Linked DNA regions of Homo sapiens: region 2 is linked to region 1. A link is an interaction called in ENCODE POLR2A ChIA-PET data of the cell type or tissue named here. Cell type or tissue: A673. All regions are shown on one strand. Links, peaks and the distances in the headings refer to the core of each region. The heading gives the core; the rest is flanking DNA. Region 1 overlaps DGKG (diacylglycerol kinase gamma). Region 2 has its middle 5.7 kb from the start of ETV5.

Evidence for each region. Peaks named below come from ENCODE experiments on the same cell type or tissue, not always from the same donor. Only the 100,000 strongest peaks of a DNase experiment are listed, where the experiment ranks them.
Region 2: POLR2A ChIA-PET joins it to region 1 with 7 read pairs; 8 of 35 experiments call an interaction of 5 or more read pairs at or near these places.

Annotation. Positions count from the first base shown.
Region 1 is chr3:186,204,680-186,213,603 of GRCh38, reverse strand. It overlaps DGKG (diacylglycerol kinase gamma), which reads left to right. Exons shown (of 25, transcript NM_001346.3): 21 at 1,719-1,809. Among named protein-coding and RNA genes, the nearest start is that of ETV5, 100 kb to the right of the region's middle. RefSeq lists an enhancer at 3,049-3,676. In A673, for the core only: no CTCF peak of the experiment used is centred there; DNase peaks (open chromatin) are centred at 3,073 and 3,573; H3K27ac peaks cover 3,172 bases.
Region 2 is chr3:186,110,367-186,119,290 of GRCh38, reverse strand. No RefSeq gene overlaps it. Among named protein-coding and RNA genes, the nearest start is that of ETV5, 5.7 kb to the right of the region's middle. In A673, for the core only: no CTCF peak of the experiment used is centred there; no DNase peak of the experiment used is centred there.

The DNA.
Region 1 (8,924 bases), core at 443-8,442:
ATGACTCACAGTATCCCCTGGACCAGCAGCACTGAAGATGAGGAATCTTGGGCCCTAACCCTAAATCACTGAATCAGAATGTGCATCTTCATAAAATCCCCAAGTGATTAGATATGCACATGACTGTGCATGCAGAGAACCAGTCATCTAGAACAATGTTTCCCCCAATTATTTTACATCATCATGGCATGCATAGAAAATGAAAATCTATGTGTGGCACACTGGGAATACAAATGAGAATGTTTGCCATGGCATTGGGGCTCAGCCTGTCCCAGATCCCACCTGGCTGCTCTGCAGGCTGAGGAGACTGACATCCCAGGTACGCCTGTGCCACAGCACATGGGTTGAGAAGCACCGGTCTGCTTACAGTACACCCAGCTCTTCTAATTTTGTTCATGAGGCATAATTCCCAGAGCTTGCTTACTCTTACTTTCTTCATCATTTATTAGTTCTTTTCATGCATACTAAGAGTCAGAGAAGCTATTTCCCAACCAACTAGATCTCAGAAGTCTTCATACAATGGAAGAACACAGTTTCATCTTCAAGTTCTAGGTAGACTCTTGGGGAAATCTGCAGAAAAGAGTTGTGTCTATTATTCTGGAGAGTCATCTGCTACAACCTAAGGAACATGAGGAAAAAATAAGAGCCCTCTTCCCTCTGAAGACTGCTCCTTTCCCCTTCATCTGCAAACCTGAGGAGAGAGGATTAGCGCCATGCAAGGTGGCATCCTCTCTTCTGAGTGCCAAGAAGAATGTGATTTTGTTTAATCCTTCCTTAGCAAAATCTGTCAGCTCGTAAACTGGACAGGTGTCCCTTCTCTTAGCCAACCCCTGATAATGGGGTGACAGTTGGGGTGGAAGGAATGGAATACCTTCAGAAACACTTCCCAGTGAGACCATCTGATCAAAAGCACCAAGTGTCAGGACACACCATCTGACTTTGCAAAGCCCCCAGCTACACGGGAACCCCATTGATTGATTTTTTTTTTCTCTCAAGGAAAATGCTGAAAATTTTTAAAGCTCAAAGTAGTGAACTCTTACTTTGAAGCAAATATGACAAGTCTTGCCCTTAACTGAAGGATTGCCATGGCCTAAGCAAATACATTTGAGGAAGAGGGGAGGTGATTATTGCTACCAATCAACTCTTCTTTTTTTCCAACTTGCCTGCAAGTCTGTATCTAATTCTTGCCACTCTGCTTCCCCCAGTCAGAGCCTGGGCAATGCAGCACACATTTTAGCTGGGTTAGTGTGGGGCTATCCCTCCTCTGTCCTAAGACTGCACATCCCTCAAGTCTTAGAAGGATCTTCCCTTTACACCCCAAACATACCCAAAAGAGAGTTCTGCCTGAGTAATGGAAAGGACAGTGGCCAGAGCACTGTATTGATATTTGCCACCTCTGGCTTGACTTCTCGTAGAGCTCTTTCCTTAATGCAGCTACAGAGACCTTCTTCCTGTTCTGACCAGGAAACTCGGGGAGCAGTTGGTAGTTCACCCAGGGTTGCCGTGATGTCTAAGAAATAAGTGGATTTTCTCTAAGTTCCGAGCAAGAACAGTTGGTAAAAAATTTCTATTCCTTGATCATCTGATTAACAAGTGCTGAAAATGTAAGATTGGGGAAATTGCTGAAGGCTTGGGCCTCCCAATCCAAAGAACATAGCTATTTTACATGAGCATTTCAAGTATGGAATATTGAGACATCTCTCTGCTTTGTGGTCCAGGATGAAGAACAAGCTGTGGTACTTTGAATTTGGCACCTCGGAGACTTTTGCAGCGACCTGCAAGAAACTCCACGACCACATTGAGTTGGAGGTAAGTTCCCAAGTGGGGAGAAGGCTTCCTGGATCTTGGTTCTGCTCCTGGACTGTCACACATGCACAGGATGTATCCTCTTGGGACCTTAAGAGGTGACCCAGAGCGTAGTCTCTGTTGTTTCTCCATCCTGTTCCAAAACACCTCCATACGCTCACTCAGAAGGCTCCAGTGGCCTGTCTAGAGAATCCCTGGGGGGCTTTGGGACTCAGAGGCCCCGAGAGCCCAGAGCCACACTTCATTCCAGCCCTCAGCCCTCCTTCCACCGTGGCCTTGCGATTCCCTCTTTTCTGAGAGATAAAGTCTCCATTGCCGTCAGCACAGGGAGAGGGGCTGCTGTTGGAGAGACAATGTCCCAAGCCTGGTAAAAGTCTGGGAACTGGTGTTACAGGGCAGCAGGGGTGGGGAGTATAGGGGCTGCAGCCAGACATCCCCCAGCTGACCTGCCTTGATTTTCACATCTGCTTCAGCGAGCTGACTCACAGGTACCCAGGGTCAGTTTTGTGGGTGTGCAACCTGTGTGGTCACAAAATGTCCTTGTGCTTAGAAGGGCCCTTGATTTCATCCTATGCTGTCACTGTCTTGAAATCCTTGATAATTTTCTAACAAAGAAGCTGGCATTTTCATTTTGAACTAGGCCCCGCAAATTATGTAGCCAATCCTGTTGGTGCACTTGTGTTTCACTAACTCTTCCGGCACTTGTAGGGGCCTGCCTCAGACAGTCTGCCTGCTGGCTCCCCTCCCCTGGTTGATAAGCTGCCCACTTCCCACCCTCTCACCCCACGTTGGCTGGGCTTCGCTCCGGAAGCCCTCTCATTGATTGCCATGAGGACAGCTCCTTGGTGTCTGGCCACCTGAAAGCCCAAACTTCTATGCACACCTGCTCCGTGGGACTTTACGCCCATTGGTTCTCTTGCCCAGAGTTCTTGCTACCAGGCCTACCTTCCCGTGGGATTTAGGCCCGTAGTCTTCTTTTCACTTGAGGAAAATAAGTGGAAGAGGCAGCCAGAGAGTTCAGCCAGGGTGGGCTCCTCTTGGCCCACCAGCTTGGCCTCTAAGCCCGCACTGCAGTCCAGTGGGGCCTGGGCCTCCCTGGAGGAGGCACCTGTGGCCTGGAGTGGTGTAGGAAAGCCCTGCCCCTCCCTGCCGGAAGGGCCCCTGTGCTCCTCACTCACAGGGAGTTTTCACAAACAAAACACGAAGCCAGAGGTTCTGTGCGGCTGCATTTGACTCATCTGCCTGCCTCTCCTCTTCGGTTGCTGGGTTACCAACGCCAGGGTGGGAGGCGCCGATCTGGCTAATCCCCTGAACTTTTGGCCAGCTTGGTAAGAGGGCAGAGAGGCCAGGCGCCAGGTTGTGTGTCCCCAGGTGGCACACAGGGAGTCTGAGAAGCCGGTCCTCCTCTCTTGACGTGTGAACGCAGTGCTGGGAGCTGAGGAAGGAGGAGAGGCCTTGGCAGGGGAACCGAGTGTGGCTAACAGGGATATGTGTGCATTTTTTCCCCTTGGCACAGCCGTCTGGTGAGGTCTCTTTAAATATACCACAAGTGAGGGACAGCCCTGGCCTAACCACAGCCAGCTGCAGGCGCACAGCGACTGCTTGTTCTCCCTGCAGCTGGCCTTGAAATTGTGCCCAGAATACAGCAACTCAGCTCCCCTGCCTCTGGCCTGCCCTCCCGGCTCCAGGCCCCACAGTCCCCTCTGGGTTTGAGAGACAGAGGCTCTTCCTCAACCGCAGAGGGGGCCTCGTTGCTAAAGACACTGGTGGCCTCTGGAGGGGGTGGGGTTGTTCACTGGTCTGGAGGGAGGGTGTTGTTGGGAGCTTTCAGAAGCACTTCCTGTTTTCCTTATCTCTCCATAATGAGTCTTTTTAGTATTTATTCATGAGGATTAGCTGGGGGAGTGGGGCTGAGCGTGTCATGTGATGGGCAGCTTCTGACAGCCCTCAGGATTGGGGCAGGCACCATTTCTGTATCCAGAGAATAGCGGTGAATGGTCCTGTGCCTTGTGATCTAGAGGGGGACTAAGAGAGACGGACAGGGCGAGGCATGGGGGTAACAGGTGTAAGGAGACCGCAGAGCCTTGCAGGGAGATGGGAGAGTGTCAGGGGCCTCAGGAAGAGCTGGTAAGAGCAGCTATGCTAAGGGACCTTCTAAACGTGGTTGCTGCAGACAACAGGCCAGGCCTTTGAGAACCAGCACACGACCCACCAGCCCCAGGCCAGCAAATAACCCCACTGAGGCATTGCTACTACATTTCGCCATCTTCAGTTCCCCACCATAGCCTTTATTTCAAAGTCACACAACCAACCCTGTGAGCTAAGTAGTCCAGAGATTATTATCCCCATTTTATGGGGAAGCAAGCTGAGGCACAGAGATTTAGAAGGGTAAACTAGGCCAGGTGCAGTGGCTCACACTTGTAATCCCAGCACTTTGGGAAGCCGAGGCGGGTGGATCACCAGCGGTCAGGAGTTCGAGACCAGCTTGGCCAACATGGTGAAACACTGTTTCTACTAAAAGTACAAAAATTAGCCAGGTGTGGGTGGTGGGCGCCTGTAGTCCCAGCTACTCCGGAGGCTGAGACAGGAGAATCGCTTGAACCCAGGAGGCAGAGGCTGCAGTGAGCTGAGATGGTGCCACTGCACTCCAGCCTGCGCAAGACAGAGAAAGACGCCGTCTTAAAAAAAAAAAAAAAAAAAAAAAGAAGAGTAAACTGAAGGGAGAGAAAAGTCCAGTGGGACAGGAAAAAGTCACGTGCTTTGACTGCCGACCATAACATGTCCTAATATGCTATGACAACGCAGCAAGGCAACTATTATCACATTTTAAAAATGAGGCTTAGGTACATTCAGTGTCTCAACCAAAACTTCATTGCTGAAAACTGATAAGAGAGAAGATTCCAGGTCTTTTAGAGTGAATTTAGCTTGGAACCCAATAAACAGAGATTTACCTAACAGGTGCTAGAAGCAGTAAAGTCTTCAGCAGGAGGCACTGTTTCTTCTTCCTTAATATGCTGATTTCCTCTCAGCTCATGCAGCTGGGCAGGTGTGCTGAGAAATGCTTTGCAAAGAACAGAAGACTCAGTCCTACTTCTCATTTGAGGAAGGAATAGATTCAGGCTGGATCATAGGAGAGAGAGTCAGAGAGGAGGAAAACTGCGTTAAAGTTTGCAAAAGGTCTTCCCACACAGCATCTCATTTATTTTGATGCACAGAACAGGCAGGGCCAATATTAATGTCCTCACTTTACGGTTGAGGGAACTTAGGTTGACAGGTTCAGTGACCAGAGGAAGGGCACAGCTGTAAGGAACTTAGGGAAACAGTGAAGTCTATTTAGGTTCTTCCTTTTTTTTTTCTTCTTTTTTTTTTTTGCCAATCTGGTAAAAAGTTGGATGGTGAAACTTAAAGCTCAAATGAGAGACTGCAGGGAAGGTTTCCATTAAAAGCCATTCGCGTGGCGAGGCGCGGTGGCTCACGCTTGTAATCCCAGCACATTGAGAAGCCAAGGTGGGTGGATCACCTGAGGTCAGGAGTTTGAGACCAGCCTGGCCAACATGGTGGAACCCCGTCTCTACTAAAAATACAAAAATTAGCCGGGTGTGGTGGTGCAGGCCTGTCATACCAGCTACTTGGGAGGCTGAGGCAGGAGGATGGCTTCAGCCTGGGAGGCAGAGGTTGCAGTGGGCCAAGATTGCACCACTGCACTCCAGCCTGGGGAACAGAGCAAGACTCTGTCTCAAAAAAAAGAAAAAAAAGAAAGAAAGAAAAAAAGCCATTCAGGCGATATACAGGCGATTTCTCTGAGGCTAGTGGCTGTTTGAGAAGGAATAGGAGACTTGGTCTCATCTCTGAAACGAAGCTTGTGGCCAACTGGGCCAACTGGACAAAAGAGAAACTGAAGGGAGTCCACAGAACACACAAAAGCTGTTCAATATGGCGCTTGCTTACCTAGCGCTAAGGAAACTAGATGCAAGGAGTCCTGCAGAGCCACGTGAGTCAAATCACTCCTGGCCCTGCCTGTGACTCAGGCAGGGGAGAAGGTGACTCTAAATCTCCTGCTCACCTGTAGACACATGGCCAGGGCCCTGACTTGGAGTCACAAGGCCTGGCAGTGAGCCCTGGTCTGTGCTTAGGTTAAGCCACTTATTGAACTGTATATCTGAGCCTCAGTATTCTCATCTATAAAATGGGGGGCATAGGGGTTAGTCTACCTCCCAAGGCCATTATTAGGATTGAAGTTTTCAGGGCTTTTTGTTTTTGTTTTTTTATGTAACTGGCAGTGGTGCTAAGTGCCTCATGGAATCTGCAAAGCAGCCCTAAGTGGCAGGTGTCATAATCACCTTTCCAGAGAAGGGGGACACAGGCTGAGAGAAGGTAAGAAGCTCACCTGAGGTCCATAACCTACAAGTGATCAGATCAGCCTTCAAATCCAGATTTGCCAGACACCCGAGAGTTTCGGGGCAGTACTGGCACTTGAGAAGCTCAGTCTAGAGCAGAGACTCTCAACCAGGTTTGGGCATATCCAATGTCCTTATTCCCAGTCTTTATTTTGACATTTCAGATAACGTCAAAAGCAGGAAATAATTTTTTCCATTTGTCAAAATGGGAGCATAAAAAAATATTGCAAACGTTCACCCTAGATGCTTCTTCTATGAGACCACAAAGGAAGGCCTGTGAACGTGAGTGCTGTACCTGGAAACTGGGTGCTCCATAAATCATTGTGGGCCCTAATTAAGAAGCCAGCATGTCAGCTGGGTGCGGTGGCTCATGCCTACAATCCCAGCACTCTGGGAGGCTGAGGTGAGCAGATCACCTGAGGTCAGGAGTTCGAGACCAGCCTGGCCAACATGGTAAAACCTCATCTCTACTAAAAACACAAAATTAGCTGGGTGTGGTGGCACATGCCTACAATCCCAGCTACTCGGGGGGCTGAGGCAGGAGAATCTCTTGAACTCATGAGGCAGAGGTTGCAGTGAGTGGAGACCAGGCCATTGCATTACAGCCTGGGTGACAAAAGCAAAACTCTCTCAAAAAAAACAAAAAAACAAAAAAGAAGCCAGCATGTCCCCACACCCCCACCCTCACCCTCACCATCCCTGGTCTAAGGCAGTCTCTCAGGGTACTCCTCTCTGACATCTCTTCCCTTCCAGAGGCTCTTAATATTCATTCTAACCTGATTTCACCTGATTAAGCAGGTGGGGGGTGGGGCGAGGGAGGCACACAGTGAGTCACCTCCCCCACCCCAGGCCCAGAATAACCTTGTAGAGGTTTCTGGATGGGATCATAGGTAGAGCAAACCAGACAGGCTTCAACTCAAGCACTTATTTTACATTTTGTAGAGATGTTTCATTTCACTGGCTAAAAATAAGAACTTACAAAATTCCTTGTTTTTTTGTTTTGTTTTGTTTTGTTTTTTTGACAGAGTCTTGCTCTGTTGCCAGGCTGGAGTGCAGTAGTGTGATCTTGGCTTACTGCAACCTCCGCCTCCCAGGTTCAAGTGATTCTCCTCCCTCAGCCTCCCAAGTACCTGAGACTACAGGCGTGCACCACCACGCCCAGCTAATTTTTGCATTTTTAGTAGAGACGGGATTTCACCACGTAGGGCAGGATGGTCTCGAACTCCTGACCTCATGATCCACCTGCCTCGGCGTCCCAAAGTGCTGGGATTACAGGCATAAGCCACTGTGCCTGGCCCAATTCCTTGATATTTAATCCAATCTTTAAAACATATTCACAAGGGAAGGTCAGCCAGCTCCACTAATATGAACTAATATAAACTTTGATGGAGGGGAAGTAAGTCCAAATCTGGAAGCTGCTCAAAAAAAATATCTGGTTATCCAGTATATTTTGGGAATCTCTGCACATCAATTACTCCTTTTAATTGAGGATTTTTTTAATTTTTTTTTTAGTATTTATTGATCATTCTTGAGTGTTTGAGGATTTTTTTAATACAGAAAAGTCTTGAGAATAGTATATCAAATACTCCCAACTCCCCCTCACTCAGAATTGATATTGTCATTATTTTGTCTTATTTACTTCAACTATTTTTCCATTTTTTGTTGTTGTGGTTGTTGTTTTGGTTTTTTTTTGAGATGGAGCTCTTGCTGTCACCCAGGCTGGAGTGCGGTGGTGCAATCTCAGCCCACTGAAACCCCTTCCTCCTGGGTTCAAGTGATCCTCCTGCCTCAGCCTCCTGAGTAGCTGGGATTATAGGTGCCCGCCACCACACCTAGTTAATTTTTGTATTTTTAGTAGACACAGGGCTTTGCCATGTTTGCCAGGCTGGTATTGAACTCCTAACCTCAGGTGACCCACCCACCTTGGCCTCCCAAAGTGCTGAGATTACAGGCGTGAGCCACCGCGCCTGGCGCCTTCAACTATTTTTCAACAGAAGAAATAAAATATTACAGATAAAGCTGAAGGCCCCAGCCTCTTTATGCTCCAAACTTACCTTTTCACTCACCTTTATGTTCTTGAGATCACTCCATGTTAGTGCTGATAGAGCAGGTTGGTCACTTTTTTTTTTTTTTTTTTTTTTTTGAGAAGGAGTTTTGCTCTTGTCGCCCAGGCTGGAGTGCAATGGCACAATCTCGGCTCACTGCAACCTCTGCCTTCCAGGTTCAAGTGATTCTCCCGCCTCAGTCTCCCAAGTAGCTGCGATTACAGGCACCCACCACCATGTCCAGTTAATTTTTATATTTTTAGTAGAGACGGGGTTTCGCCATGTTGGCCAGGCTGGTCTTGAACTCCTGACCTCAAGTGATCAGCCCACTTTGGCCTCCCAAAGTGCTGGGATTACATGCATGAGCCACTGCACCTGGCCTGGTTCGTCACTTTTAACTGCCCTATGGAGTTCCATGAAAACCCAGCCACTATCCGTGACGAGGAGCAGAAATGGGAACTCTCAGACACTGCTGGTGGGAACATCAGTGGTAAGCCACTTTGGAGAGCGGTTCAGCAATACACGCCAATCCGAAAATGCATTTATAGCCTATATGACCCAGCAAGTTCTTCTCAACATCGATCTAGAGAGTTTCTCGCACATGAGCATAGAGGTGCAATGCAACATTTTTTTATTGCAACAAAATGGAACCAACCCAAATGACTATGTTATTCTA
Region 2 (8,924 bases), core at 276-8,275, 94 kb after region 1:
GAGAAGTGGAAAGTGGTTCTTCCAACCTGATCACTATTGCCCAGCCCCAGGGACACCTGTCGGGAAGGGAAAGGGACCTAGGTGGAATGAGTCAATGAGGAGGTAGAAGTCCTCCTTCTGAACAAGACTTAAATAAGGACATGCAAATGGGAGACTTGGGAATTTGGGTGCAATATGAACTCCTTCTGGGTTGCTAAATGCTAAGATGAGGCCCTAGGGTCCCACTGAGCTTCATGCCATTCCTAATCTGACCAAAATGAAATTCGGTGTCCCAGGGTCCAGGTACTGCTGCTAAGGAAATGCGGTGCTTCCCTCCACACACACTGAGCTATTGCAGAGGCCAGGTTACCAGTTCCTCATTCTTCTCCCACCATGTGAGCAAGGCAGAAGCTGCGCACCTGTAAAACTTAAGTCCACAAAGAGAAGGTAACCCAGCCGCCCCTTTCTCAGGCACAGTGTTTTGCTGTGCGGTAGAAATCACATGTTCATTCACATTTTCAGTCATCCTTTAGTGACCACCTCCTAAGTGCCAGGTGCTGTGGTTGGGGCTGAAGGATTCAGACAAGAGTCTGAGAGGTTCCCTGTAAGAGGAATTTGTGTCACAGGAAATACAGATGCATAAATAATGTGATCTGTGCTTTAATTGAAGACATCACAAACGCTGTGACGTTTGAAGAGGTTTTTATCTTTTGGTTGATTGAGTTTTTGTTTGTTTGGTTGGTTGGGTATTTGTTTGTTTGTTTTTTGAGTCAGGGTCTTGCTCTGTCGTCCAGGGTGGAGTGCAGTGGTGCACAATCTCAGCTCACTGCAGCCACCACTTCCTTAGATCAAGTGATCCTCCCACCTCAGCCCCGCTAAGTAGCTGGGACTACAGGCACGCACCACCATACCTAGCTAATTTTTGCATTCTTTTTTTGTAGAGATGAGGTGTCGCCATGTTGCTCAGGCTGGTCTTGAACTCCTGGGCTCAAGGTCTTCCAGAGTGCTGGGATTACAGGTGTGAGCCACCACGCTCAGCCTGGTTGATTGTTTTTAAGTACCTAAGAGATGTATTCAATGATTCCAAAATGTGAAGTGTCACCCCTCTAATGATTTTCTAAGACCCTTGATGTCCTGTCCCTAAAATACCCATTCTAGCCCTTTCCCAGTCATATCTCCCCCAGACCTAACATTCTACAGTTTAGACACACATGAGGAATCAACAGTCCCTAGATGTGCCAGCTATTGCCAAGCCCCCATATGTTTGTGTGTGCTGTTCCCTCTGCCTGGAAAGCTACTTGCTCTGCAAAGCAAAGTTGAGTAATTAATCATTCAAGGGCTGTCCCAAATGTCAACCCTCTCTAAAGCCTTCCTTGACCCTCACAGGAAGTACTCACTGCTCCTTCATTTGTACTCTCAGAACCCATTTACAGGGCTCTATTAAGACACCTGTAAATATTGTACAATAGCTATTTGTTCCTGTGCCCTTCTTCCACCTCCCACTAGACTGTGACCTTTTCTCAGACAAGTCCTAAGCTGAGGACACCAGCAACTCAACAAATGCTTCTAGAAGTGAAAATGAAATTTACTGCTGTGCAAACTCCTATGTGTCTTACCTTAAGAACCCATTAAAGGTGATTGCCCAGGCCAGGCACGGTGGCTCATGCCTGTAATCCTAGCACTTTGGGAGGCCAAGGCAGGTGGATCACCTTAGGTCAGGAGTTCAAGACCAGCCTGGCCAACATTGTGAAACCCTGTCTCCACTAAAGATACAAAAACGAGCACGGTGTGGTGGCGGGCACCTGTAATCCCAGCTACTCGGGAGGCTGAGGCAGGAGAATTGCTTGAATCCCGGAGACAGAGGTTGCAGTGAGCCATGATCGCACCATTGCACCCCAGCCCAGATGACAATGTGAGACTCCATCTCAAAAAAAAAAAAAAGTGATTGCCCAGCCTTATCTGATAGAAGGAAGGACCAGTCACTTTCCATGGTCAGATACGCTCACCCACTTATTGCTGGGACTCTATAGTGTTACGGGCTGGGGTGGAGGGGACCTAAGGTTAGAAATACAGTATAATAAAATTTATATTTTTAAAAGGCTGTAACACATAGATATAGTTGTTTGGGCAATAGAAAACAGAATGATACGCAAGAAACTGTTAATCATGCATGAAAATGGATACAGGCTAGGAGGTTATATACAGGCTTTGATTTTTCATTCTACACCTTTCTGTGCTGTTGAAATTTTTGTCATAGATCTCTGTCACTTTTCGAAGAAATAAGAGATTAAAACAATTCCTATGACTGCATCTTAAGTGAACCAACTAAAATTAGGTTGATGTTTACCAAAAGATGTGCTAGAGTCTCACTACAATGTTCATAGCAGCATCATTAAAAATAGCTAAAACTGGAAACTGCCCAAATGTTCACTAACAGTAACATGGGTAAATGAGTTGTAATATACTCATACAGTGGAATACTATACAGCAATGAGAATGAATGAAATATAACTACATACTACAAATGAATGAATATCCCAAACAAATGTTGAAGAAAAGAAGCCAGATACCACATTATACATGGTATGATTCCATGTATATTAAGTACAAAAACAGGCAAAACTGAACAGTGATGTCAGAAGCCAAGATGGTGGCTACCCTCGTGGGGAAGGGGATTTAACAACTGGTAAGGGCTATGAAGGCGGCTTTTGGTGGGATGAGGAAGGGAGCCGGGAGTGTTCTGTTTCTTAATATTGGTATTGAATGCACAGAGGTGCTTACTTTGTGAAAACTCATAGAGTTATATATTTATGATTTGTGTATTTTCTTGTATGTATGTTATACTTCAATTAAAAAGTAAACAAACATGCAAAACAGGCCCAAATTGAGGCGCCTGAACATTCCCTTACATCAAGCTGATAATCCCTCTTGAGAGTTGGATGCCGAACTTCCAGCCTCCTAGAAATAAATACAGGTCAACGTGGAGATGGGAGTGAAACTGTGCCCCCTGATCATTTCATGAGCGCTAGTGTCTTGTACCCAAGTAGAGCCTTAGGGCAGGAAGGAACAGACAGAGAACCTGGATGCCTTCAGGGCTCTCCTGGGATGGGATGCTGTTCTCATATTTTAAATCTTTAGGCATATAGCTTGGCCTCTTGATAGGAGAGAAGGCAGAGAAGGGAGAGGAGCGGGGATGAGAAGAGGTTTTCAGATGGGTCTGGTTTAAATTGAGGCTGCCTCCTGCCCCAGAGCCAACAGGCAGGCAAGATAGACTATTAGCAAGAAACATGATGGGGAGAGGAGGGAAGAGGATGTGTACTTCTTTTTAAACACTCACTGTGGTTATTTGGTTTGACATGGCCATGAGTGGGAAGATGCCTCAGGCTAAAAGGGCAGACTGGACCCCGCATTTGAAGCCAAGCGATCAAATCCACTGACAGGACATTTGTTCTGGGGGCTCAATTGTCAGTTGGCCATGGTTGATCTTCCCTTTGTCCAACTCAAAATAAATACAGCCCACTCCACAGGCCCAGCAGAGCCTCAGCGGAGGTGGGCGTCTACAGACCAAGCCAAGAGCTGAAAGAACCGCCCGCCTTACCACCCGCTCTCCAGCTGCCACATTGAAGCAGGCCTATGAAGAAGCCCCGCTCCAGCCCTGCCAGCCCCTTAGTCTCTTCCAGTGGAGCTGCGGGAGAGGCTGAAGCAAGGCCTTTCGTAGCTCGAGACGGGCAAGTTCTGAGTCAGCCTGCTCCTGCTGTAGGAGCTGAAGTCCAAGGAGGGCACAGAAGGGGTTAACCCCTGGTCACATAAAACTCACCACCATGGGCATAAAAGGAAGCAAAAAGAGGACTCTGAGCGGTCAAAATAGATTTTGCCAAGTCTACACATCCAAGTTTGTCCACTTCCTCATTGGAGGGGATGCTTTTGCTGCTACTCAGAACCTCTGGGCTCTTTCTCTATGCCCATTGCAAACACACTTGGTTTGCTGGTTTCCACGCCTATGGCAGATCAGAGTCAGAAAATTACAACAGATGTGAGGGGCTAGAGAAGCATGTGCTGAATGCATCGTGATGTTCTGATTAACAACCTGACATTGAAAAGGGGGCAGGAAAACTCGGAAGATCCAACACAGGATCCACCAAAAGTCCAGTAGCCCGAGGCTCTTTCATGGGAGACAGGCAGTCCCCCAGATTTCTCAGGGGTAGGGAAGGATGCAGGCGTGTGTCTGGCTCTAGGAGCTCTTCCCTGCATGGTGAGATGAAAGGACTCAGGAGGCTTGGGAGAGATTGCAGGGTCGCATGGCTGCTGTGCAGATTCTGCTGCAGAGCTGGACTCAGTTTTGAAGTCAAGGAGAAGCCATGGGAAGTTTCCTAAGATTTCCATCTTCTTTCTTTTTTTTTTTTTTTTTTGAGATGGAGTCTCGATCTGTCTCCCAGGCTGGAGTGCAGTGGTGTGATCTCGGCTCACTGCAACCTCCGCCTCCCAGGTTCAAGTGATTCTCCTGCCTCAGCCTCCTGAGTAGCTGGGATTACAGGCACACGCCATCATGTCTGGCCAATTTTTGTATTTTTAGTAGAGATGGGGTTTCACCATGTTGGCCAGGCTGGTCTCAAACTCCTGACCTCAAGTGATCGGCCTGCCTCAGCCTTCCAAAGTGCTGGGATTACAGGCGTGAGCCAACACGCCGGGCTAGTTGTTTCTTTTTAAAGTTGTGGGCTTAAGAAATAAACCTGTCAGCCATCAGAAATCTAAATAGGACATGCTCTTCCAGGTTTTCTTGATAGTGGCTGTTTCATAAGAATTGAAAGTCAGCAGGAGACAGGAGAAAGGATGTCTTCGAGCTCAGTCAAGAACCAGGAGAGGAATAAGGTCCCCCAGACTGGCTGGATCAGAGGCTCAAGAACATGCATTCTGTGTTCTGTCAGAGATCTGACTTGCTCCTTTCTAACTGAGGAAACTCAGACATGGTTTTAAACCTCTCACTTTGAAACTCAGTTTTCATATCAGCAAATTGGGTATTATTACCACTTCTAAAGAGAGATTGGGCGTATTAAATGAAACACTGTAGTATGTAAAGTGTCTAGCACAGAGCCTGGCATATTGGAGATGCTCAGTAAACATCATTTCCCTTCTTTTTCTAAAGTGGCTTTCATGAAGACAAATCCTTGCCAGCCCAGGACAATAATTCAGAAGTCTGGCTGGAGTTGCTGAAGCAGGTTCCTAAGGAAGCACAGCAGCTCTCACTGGCATGGCAAGCAAGCAGCCAAAGCCCTGAGAACAAGGTGAGGGGCAAGATGACAAAGTGAGAGACTGCAGGAACTAAGACGACAGAGCAGAGTGAATAAGAGCAAGGACTCTGTTCAAGATCTACATTAGGTGCCTGACTCCAACTCTTACTAGCTGTGTGACCTTGGGCAAGTTACCTAACCTCTCTGTCTCACTTTCCTCATCTATAAAACGGGGAGAATAATGATATCTGTATCACAGGGTTATTAGGATGATCAAGTGGGTTAATATAAGCAAAGCCCCTAAACAGAGTCTAGCACAGGGAAGTGTTCTTGCAGTGCTGGCCGCTGTCATTAAGCACACACAGCTTCCACAGGGCAGCAGAGTGGCTCCTGGGCAGATCCTAGGGGAGCAGGCTCTGTTGCTTGGGCACACTCCCTTTTTTACTATGTGCTAGCTATGTGGCCTGGAGCAATAGATTGAACCTTTCTGTACCTAAGCTTTCTCATCTATGAAAAGTGGAGATAATGATAATAGTACCTCCCTCAGAGGGCTGTTGTTGGGACTAACTGTGCCAAGTCATGTGGAGTGTTTAGCAAAGTGTCTGGCTCATATTAAGTACTCAGTAAATGTCAGCTTTTACTATTCCCCGGCTGGAAGGAACCCTAAAAACAATATGCCCCCTATTTTTTAAAGAGACATTGAAGCTAACAGATGTTCTTTTCTCCCTTAAGTTTTTAGGGCCTTTATTTCTGAATTTTAGAAAGGAAGATAGGATTCTTTATCTCTCCCTTAAATAAAAACACATTTCAGTACCTTTTTTTTTTTTTTTTGAAACGAAATCTCACTCTGTCTCCCAGGCTGGAGTGCAGTGGCATGACCTCAGCTCACTGCGACCTCCATCTCCCAAGTTCAAGCGATTCTTCTGCCTCAGTCTTCCAAGTAGCTGGGATTACAGATATGCACCACCACGCCCAGCCAATTTTTGTATTTTTAGTAGAGACGGGGGTTTCACCATGTTGGCCAGGCTGGTCTTGAAATCCTGACCTCAGGTGATCCACCTACTTGGGCCTCCCAAAGTGCTGGGATTACAGGTGTGAGTCACCACGCGTGGCCAACATTTCAGTACCTTTTTTACCCTTTCCTCAAATCCCTTCCTTCCCCCCATACAAGAATAGGAAAGGACTCCAGGAGCACTGTAGCCCACATCCCAAACCCTAGGCAGGTCTACACTCACCCCGGCATTTCTAACAGAGAAAGAGGAGGGATTTTCCCAGTATGAGAAACCAGGATCATGATGCTTCCATATTTCCCACGATCATTTTGGTGATCAGCTCAAGACAGGGTTGCCTGCCTTATACGGTAACTTGCTTTTGGCATTTTAGGGGAAAATTCTAAAAGCAGTTCTCTAAAGGGTAACAGTTCTCAGGCTTGGGGCAAGGTACTTTCTTTTCTATTCTTCTACACTGTTCCCCTCTAGACACACTGCAAATTGAGTTTAAAGAACAAGGGTCTAGTTATCGTGCTGTGATTGAGTTTTGCTACTGCCAGAGGACAAAGGCTAGATTGACATTAGATGAATGTGCCAGAGGACTGGTCTCTCTTTTTGTTTTCTTTTCCAATCCTGTTTCTCTCCTGGAGGAGAGGGAATGATAATTAGAACACATGCTTGTTCGACAAAACCTCCCATGTAAGTAATGTTCCTAGGAGGGAAGCCTCAACGTAATAGACAAAGAACTTCTAAATACTACCTTTAACTCTTATAAAGGCAAAGATAACAAAAGAAGAGGAGCCGGGGAGGTAAATCATAAAGAGAAGAAGGAAGAAGAGTGGAGAGAAGATATCAGTAAATATTTAAAAATGAGGAGCCCACCCTGGGCCCAGGAGCTGGCTCAGGTCATCGCAGGCTGTACTCTGACTTTTAATGCTGCAGCCAAGATGGCTGTGCCAAGAGCTGTACCCCTTGTCCAGCACAAACCTCCAAATTCCCAGAATCAGAGACTCTGAGAGATGGAACAATCCTCAGAGTTCTTCTATCCTGGAAAATGCATTAGTCCCTCTACCCTATCCCTAAATCTTTCTGCATAAATGCCTCCTGTGATGGAAGACTCAGGGCCAGATACAATCTTCCTTTGCTGGACCACTCCAAACATCCCAGAGTCCTTCCTAACCCTATTTGGAGCTAAAATCTGCCTCCTTTGACTTTGGCCAGCTCTGTCCTTTACCACTCTGGGTTGAAATGATGTTTCCCGGTAGTCGCTGAACAAGAGAGGCAGATGCTAGGTCTCCCATATATGGGCTCTGGGATGTGACCACCTTGGCTCCTATCCAAGTTCAGCAACTGACTTTCAAGCTCTGTGACCATTGGCAAACTACTTAATCTCTGTGTCTCAGTTTCTCAACTATATATTATAGAATGGAGACATTAATAGCCTGACCACTTTGGTACTATTATTATGAGGATTAAATGAGATAATCTGTGAAGAATTATATATGGCATGAACAAGTCATATATAAAGTGCTGAGTAAACTTCAGATACTGAAGTTACACAGCAGACTGTGGGCTCCTCCAACGCAAAGACTGGGTCTTATTCATCTCTGCAACTTTTTTGCCTAGCACGAAGTCTGGCTGAATATTTGGTACAAAATACATGTTTACTGGATAACTAAATAATCGCAATAATTAATTGGCAATTATTCTGGTGTAATCCCCTGCACATGATCGCGTGTTCAAGACAAGCATTTTTGAAAAAAAATCTATCGCCCAATCCTCCCCTGCCCCCACCTGAGCCACTATTTGTTACTACTCAACCCAGAACTATCCTACTTCTCTTTTCAAAGTGGAATGGAGAGACTTGGCTTGAGGCAAAGGTCACAAGAGCCAAACTCCAGGCATCAGGTCCAACCCTGTGAGGAAGTTGCTGTGAAGCGTGCGGCACTGTTTTCCTGTAGCCAAAGTTATAAAGTGTGATTGATGTGTTACGGTTTAGATGGTGAGGATATGTGGCTCTGTGGGCTGTAAGCCTTCCGGAGGGCTGGGGCCTGAGAGACTTAAGGGAAGAGGAGTAAGAAAGCTCCTTTGGAAAAATGAGTTTAGAGAGCAGGATGTCATGGGATGGGATGGGGAGGAGCGGGAGTGGGGGTAGACAAAATTGGGGAGGAGGAGGATCTGGGAGCTTACCTGGGCCCTTCATCTAGCTAGGGAGATAGAGCTCTCAGGAATGTCAGCAATAAGCTCAGAGCACAACTGTACTAGTGTAAGATCTCCAGCCACCAAACAGAAACGGTACCACCTGGAGAAAGAAAAAGGGCACTAAGGGAAAACTGGAGTCGGAAGCAAAATGTTCTACCAGGAAACTAGATCTCAAGGAACTGCTTGTTACATGTTCAGAGTACTTTCCATCCATCAACTCATGCCCATTTCAGTCTTCCAAAGTCAACAGCTCCAGCGTGCCTGGTCAGTGCTGAGCCCAGGACTCAACACGGGTGCTGCAGGTTGCTTAGGGGCACGCCAACATTTCAAGGGCTATAAACGACAGACCAAGTGTCCGCTCTGTTTAAGAGACACAAGTGGAGATAGGAAAGAACCTTTGACTTAAGTGTGGGGGTGGCAGGGGCAGGAACTGCCCCAGAGTTGGCCACCGTGGGACCCCCATTGCTAGGGGCTCTCTCCTGTCACTTAGCATCTTTCCTCCCCACCGCTGGCACGCGGCGTGAAT